2 separate regions of the Homo sapiens genome follow, and region 1 is linked to region 2. The links are chromatin contacts, found by Hi-C or POLR2A ChIA-PET in ENCODE. All regions are on one chromosome and are shown on one strand. Each heading gives the region's core, a stretch centred on a gene start or an enhancer-like site at or near the end of the contact. The rest is flanking DNA. Distances are from core to core; before and after follow the strand shown.

Region 1 (3,318 bases), core at 180-2,679, 33 kb before region 2:
GGTACACATCTGTAACCCCAGCTACTTGGGAGGCTGAGGCAGGAGATTTGCTTGAACCCAGAAGGCAGAGATTGCAGTGAGCCGAGATTCCACCACTGCACTCCAGCCTGGGTGACAGAGCAAGACTCCATCTCAAAAAAAAAAAAAAAAAAAAAATTGCTGGGCACAATGGCTCATGCCTATAATCCCAGCACTTTGGGCCGAGGCAGGTGGATCACGAGGTCAGGTGTTCAAGACCAGCCTGGCCAAGATGGTGAAACTCCGTCTCTACTAAAAATACAAAAATTAGCCAGGTGCAGTGGTGGGCTCCTGTAATCCCAGCTACTCAGGAGGCTGAGGCAGGAGAATCGCTTGAACCCAGGGGGCGGAGGTTGCAGTGAGCCGAGATCATGCCACTGCACTCTAGCCTGGGCGGCAGAGTGAGACTCTGTCTCAAAAAAGAAAAGAAAATGAAACTCTCAAAGGCGATAGTGGTCATTAACCACAGGACTTGCAATAGGTAGGAGCGACAAACAGTAGATATTTTACCCCAACTAACAGCCTGCCAAGAAGGGAGGCTCAAGGCCAGATGCGATGGCTCATGCCTGTATTCCCAGCACTTTGGGAGTCCCAGGCAGGAAGACTGCTTAAGTCAAGAGTTTGAGATCAGCCTAGGCAACATAGTGAGAACCTTGTCTCTACAGAAAAATGATAAAATTAGCCAGGTGTGGTGGTGTGCACCTGTAATCCCAGCTACTCAGAAGGCTGATGCGGAAGGACCGCTTGAGCCCAGGAGTTTTGAGACCAGCCTAGGCAACATAGTGAGAACCTTGTCTCTACAAAAAGTAATAAAATTAGCCAGGCATGGTGGTGTACACCTGTAATTCCAGCTACTCGGAAGGCTAAGGTGAAAGGATCACTTGAGCCCGAGAGGTCAAGGCTGCAGTGAGCGGTAATCGCACCACTGCACTTCAGCCTGGGTGACAGAGTGAGACCCTGTCTCAAAAAAAAGAAGGGGAGGGTCAGATTGTATCTCATGAGCAATAGGATTCTATGTGCCCTCGTGTGGATGCAGGCGAAACTGCTAGGTGCACCCTAACACTGTCACCCTTAAAAGCGTAAACCATGTTAACAGCTAGGCCAAACCACAATGCAGTAGGAAGTCATAACATACACTGTGCTATATGCATAAGAAACACAGCAGAGCTAGATGTATCCAGAAGAGGACCCAAGATACAGACTCCAGCTCCTGTCTTGAGAAGGTAAGAGCAACTAAGGTTCTGCCAGCTCTAAAAGTCTGCCCCAAACCTTTAAAGTGGCAAGCTCAAGAAAATGCCAACTTTTACCTTATTGGTTTACATAGCTTGAGTAACCAGCCTGGCTCGGCTCAGACAGGGCAGCCAGTGTGGTGTTTAGCAGACTGAGTCATCTGGTGATGTGAGCAGTGCCAATGACTAGAGGCCACTGAACCACAAAGACAGGAAAGTGTCAACTCCAGGCCCCTCCCGAGGCTACAGGCAGGGCCTAGCAATGCTCTCATCTGGTCATGGGTTTTTGTCCACTTTGCAAAAATAAGATATTTTAACTGCAAAAAGTACGTAGCCATACAATATAATATATGATAGAGGAGTGTCAAGCAATTAATTCGTGAAAATAACATGCAACCATTTTTTATTTTGTGATATTTGTCATCTTCAAAATTCACAATCTGTGGTCGTTTCTTTTCTCATTCTAAGTACACTTTATACCTGATTTTGTATTTGTAACTTTGTATTCCCATGTAAATGGTGTAAACTCTAGATTCCATAAAACCAGCATGGCCCAATGGCCTGTATGATCCCTCTGCTAAGTTAAAAGACCCCACGGGCAGCATCTGTAGAGGGGTAGATGGGTATGGGGCTGTCTTGGCCAATGCCCACTTAGGAGGTGAGAGCTTTGTTGAGTAAATGTGGATGACTGAATACAAATGTTTTCTGGCAGAACTCTGGAATTCTAGATAGAGTTGGTGAAAACCAGTTAGAAAACCTCTTTTGAAGGTAAGGGCAGATTTCTAGCCCTAGTATCTCCTGAGCAATCTTGCTCGGCCAGTAGCCTTGGTATCTTCAGCCCATGTCAGTCAGCGTATTTCCTGGCAGGTTCACATGAATCATATACCCTGGAGTTTAAGCTTAAGAACAAGTTGAACTTGGATTGCTAAATGAGCAGATCGTGACTCAAACGAAAGAGGCAGGTGATTTTTTGTCCTCTCGAGCTTTCTTATTGATTCAACTTGGGGCCCTGGTGTGACACAAATATATATGTTTAAAGTAGGAGAGTGTGCAAGAGAAAGCCCATCTGTCTTGCATGGTATAGAACCTGGAACATCACTGTTAACTTTGAACTCTACCTGTAATTGTGAGTCTGTTCAAACATTTTTTTTTAAATGCTGAAAAAAAATATTATGGCTTTGGGGCATGTTAGCAAACTTAGTAACTGATGGACAGTATGAAAAGAATGAGATCATGTCCTTTGCAGGGACGTGGATGGAGCTGGAGGCCATCATTCTGAGCAAACTAGTGCAGGGACAGAAAACCAAATGCCACATGTTCTCACTTAAAAGTGGGAGCTAAATGATGAGAACACACGGACACATAGAAGGGAACAACACACACTGGAGCCTTTCAGAGGGTGGAGGGTGGGAGGAGGGAGAGGATCAGGAAAAATGACTCATGGGTCCTAGGCTTAATACCTGGATGATGAAATCATCTGTATAACAAATCCCCATGATACACGTTTACCTCTATAACAAACCTGCACATGTATCTCTGAACTTAAAAGTTAAAAAGAAACATAATTTGTATACTTTGGGAGGAAGCCTTTGAAAACATATGGCAGAAACTATACATTTTTTCCTGTGAACCTTGTAGAGAAGTAAAGAAATTCTTAAGAATTTTGGTCTGTTTATCTTTTTTGTCTTGACAATATGTATAATAAAGATGCTCTGCACAATATAGGTAACGATACATATGTTATACAGACGTAATTCAGAATTCTCTAATACACGTACCTGGATGTGGTCCTCCTGATCATTTTAGCAAACGTGTTTATCTTAAGTCAACAGTGATATCTTGGCAACTTTGCTTTAGCATTTCAATCTCTCTCTCTCTCTCTTTTTTTTTTTTGTTTTTGAGACGGAGTCTCACTCTGTCACCCAGGCTGGAGTGCAGTGGTGCAATCTTGGCTCACTTCAACCTCCGCCTCCCGGTTCAAGCAATTCTCCTGCCTCAGCTTCCCGAGTAGCTGGGAATACAGGTGCATGCCACCACACTCGGGTAATTTTTGTATTTTTCATCGAGATGG
Region 2 (3,427 bases), core at 289-2,788:
TCTGAGAAGAGAAGAAGGAGAGAAAGCACAGTGGGAAGTACGTTGGACAGATGGTGGGGCCAGAAAATGAAAGTTCATTCAAGGCGGTAGGAAGATCAGCTTATACACACTATGTTGCAAAGTTTAGTTGACTTGATTTATTTCAGGAATGGGATAAGGAAGTAAATACACAAGAGGAAAAGACATTCAAGAAAATTGAAGATATATTTCATGCAGATAACTCTCACTTTTCTTATTTTACTTTAAAACCACTGTTGACAGAGATGAAAAACCTACCGAAAACAAACAGCTAGTCCATGGAAATATGTTTGCTGGTTCCTGGAGTTGAGAGGCAGCAACACTTGGGCCCAAGATAACAGCGGGAAGTGCAGAGAAACTTCTGAGCCAGACTGAACTTAGTTCAAATCTTAGCTTTATCACAAGCTGTGATATTACTCAAGTTATTTAACTTCTCTGTACCTCAGTTTTTGTAATTGGGATTATTATTACTACCATCACAAGTTGAGTTCCACAGAACTAAAATCGAAGTGCCAGCATGCCTCCAACACTTACCCCATGCTTCATCTGGGGATTTACTGCACCCAAATTATAATCCCCTGTATTATAATAACCAAGAACAATCTGTCTATTTCTGATCCACAATAATTATTTATAACACCGCCTTTTTTCCCCCAGTAGATGCCTGGAGTTTGAATCTGTTTAGCATGAACTCCTAGAAATCCCTCACTTTCTTGGTGTACACCCGAATTTGGGAGACTCCGGGTTGAATATCAGAAAGACTTAAAAGGCTATCAGACAAACGCTTGATTGAAATTTTCCCCAGGATTAAAACAGGCAGAGTCTCAGTATGAGTGATAATAATAACAGTACAGGGATGTCCCCTTAAAGACAATGGGGAAAGACAAGGAGATTTGAAATAGATGAAAATGTGGAACTCAGAAGATGTAGGTTCATATAAACTTTTTTTTTTTTTTTGAGATGAAGTCTCGCTCTGTCACCCAGCCTAGAGTGCAGTGGCACAATCTTGGCTCACTGCAACCTCCGCCTCCCAGGTTCAAGGAATTCTCCTGCCTCAGCCTCCCGAGTAGCTGGGACTACAGGCGCCTGCCACCACGCCCGGCTAATTTTTTATTTGTAGTAGAGACGGGGTTTCACCATCTTGGCCAGGCTGGTCTCGAACTCCTGACCTTGTGATCCACCCACCTCGGCCTCCCAAAGTGCTGGGATTACAGGCGTGAGCCACCGTGCCCGGCCGGTTCATATAAACTTTAGAAAGGGAGTCAGAGAATAAGAATTTATCAGCTTACTCTAAGCATTTCCCAAAGGACTGGGATTCCAATTCCAAGTGAGCAAAGATTTATCCTTCTAGAGAAGGAAAGGGCCATTCATTTGCTTTCCATAGCTTATTGGAAAATATCTCTGTGTAACTCGTATCCAGCAGTCATCAGGCATCTTCTCATTCTAATTTGCTTTCCTTAGCCGACTTGCATGCTAGAAGGAAGTGCCCTCTGCTGGTGTAAGAGTTCATAGGCCAAGTCCTTCTCGCATTCTAATTTGGTACCTTATAATTGGTTTCCTGTTACTGAACAGTCCTGTGTGAGTTTGGGTGATAATATTACACTGAGGCCTGAATTGGGGCAGGACCAGCATCAAACTAATTAGGGCCAGCATTCCACATCAATAGCATATATGTGGCTATGTTTGGGGGTTCCAAAAGTCCTTGTAATCTCAAATTATCTTTGCTGCTCATCTGCTATAACGTCTGAAATGCTACCATTAAATTTATCCCATTAGACTATAGTTCCAAGAATTACCAAAATGTAAGTTCATTTCAACCTAATAAACTCTTACTGGGTAAACCTTTAGTTTAGGGCATTGCGATGGGTACTCGGAGTTAAAAACCAAAAGCAAAAATTAAGATGGTGATTAAGTAAGTTTATCTATCACCCTCAACAGCTGCAAAACAAATTGTACGATGCAATGAAAAGTTAATATATCCAAAAATGCCCAAAAGAGGGATAAGGACTCTTATGCAATAAAAATTCAAAGAACTGAGTGATTAGTAGGTGCTGGAGTAGCCAGACATATGACTTGCATCAGGACTTCAGAGGTAAATAGCCCATTTGTGGTGGTCGTAAACAATTTAGGTTTCGCTGGTGAATTAGCTATCCAGGCTCCTTGAAAAGAGAAAGATTTAGAATGAATTCGATGACACTGCTCAGGGGCTTACTAAATTAGAGAATAGCTTACATGGGAGACCCCAGGACAAATACCTGGGGGCTGAATTGTGTGACAACCAAAAAGTTTCCAAGGACAAATTTGAAATTTGACTATTTGCACAGGGATGTCAGAGCTTTGTTGGATGATGGTACCCCGTGGGTGCCCTGACATACCTGAAGCTCTGTTTGAATAACGAACACAGTGAACAGTGAAATGGCCCTTTGCATAATCTGGGAAAGTCCTTGGAAATCCTGATGTGAAAGGCAGACTGGAAAAGGTCATTGTTGAGATTTTCCCTCCCCTCCCCTCCCCTCCCCTCCCCTCCCCTCCCCCCTCCCTCTCTCTCCCTCTCTCTCTTTCTCTCTCTCTCCCTTCCTTTCTCTTTCTCTCTTTCTTTCTTTCCTTTTCTGAGGCACAGTGTCACTATGTTGCCCAAGCCAGTCTCAAACTCCTGGGCTCAAATAATTCTCCCGCCTCGGCCTCCCAAAGTGCTGGGACTGCAGGCATGAGCCACCACGCTCAGCCACTGTTGAGATGTTGTAAGCAAATTGTTATGGAATGCAACCCCAAATTCATATATTGAAACCCTAACCTCCACTGTGATGGTAGTTGGAGGTGGGACCGCTGGCGGGTAGTGAGTTGATCATGAGGATGGAGCCCCCAGGATGGGATTAGTGTTTTTTATAAAAAGAGATTAGTGTGCTCTCCTTCCTCCCAACCCCTTCTCTGTCAAGTGAGGATACAACAAAAAGATAGCCACTTGCCAACCAGAAAGAGGGCTTTCACCAGACACGAAATCTGTCAGCAACTTGATCTCAGACTTGCCAGGCTGCAGAATGATGAGAAATAAATGTTTGTTGTTGAAGCCACCCAGTCTATGGTATTCATTATAGCAGCTCAAACAGACTAAGATGCAAATCAATATAAAACACTCTGTGAAAAAAAAGAAATGCTTTCAATATTTTCCAGTGAAAAAGAACTCATAATAAGGATTTGACATTGTTTGACAGGAAGGAAGGCTTCTGTTTCTAGTTTTTTAGTTAACTTGACAGTGAAGTTCAAGTTTGACAGTTTAAACTTTCTTTGGTTTGAAATCATCATTGCCAGGTGGGGGAAGAGGAAGCAGGACCCACACAGGACTCAGGAGGGCATTTAGGTCATTCTACCCAGGCCATTGCCATTCTCTTCCTACTCCTCTGAAAGAAAG

Evidence for each region. Hi-C counts contacts between places; a loop is a spot of excess contacts on that map. ChIA-PET counts read pairs that join two places held with the same protein, here RNA polymerase II (POLR2A). Pooled maps may share reads with other maps.
Region 1: a loop to region 2 is called in a map of endothelial cell of umbilical vein, with 4 times the contacts of the local background. The contact joins two enhancer-like sites. A Hi-C loop is called at or near these places in 11 of 168 maps with a recorded cell type or tissue (Caco-2, Calu3, HepG2 and 8 more), 1 of 37 single-sample maps with no recorded cell type and 14 of 50 pooled maps. POLR2A ChIA-PET finds 5 or more read pairs at or near these places in 10 of 52 experiments (A549, A673, AG04450 and 7 more).

The regions. Positions count from the first base shown.
Region 1 is chr2:223,759,107-223,762,424 of GRCh38, reverse strand. The region is part of intron 4 of AP1S3 (adaptor related protein complex 1 subunit sigma 3); the gene reads left to right. Among named protein-coding and RNA genes, the nearest start is that of AP1S3, 77 kb to the left of the region's middle. RefSeq lists an enhancer at 327-696 and a silencer at 1,219-1,513. Within about 2 kb of position 1,429, at least 16 of the 41 ENCODE cell types and tissues checked have a DNase peak (open chromatin) inside an H3K27ac peak, as active enhancers do; they include HCT116 and endothelial cell of umbilical vein, where a contact is called at or near this core.
Region 2 is chr2:223,725,767-223,729,193 of GRCh38, reverse strand. No RefSeq gene overlaps it. Among named protein-coding and RNA genes, the nearest start is that of AP1S3, 110 kb to the left of the region's middle. RefSeq lists enhancers at 2,337-3,004, 2,700-3,427. Within about 2 kb of position 1,538, at least 5 of the 41 ENCODE cell types and tissues checked have a DNase peak (open chromatin) inside an H3K27ac peak, as active enhancers do; they include HCT116 and endothelial cell of umbilical vein, where a contact is called at or near this core.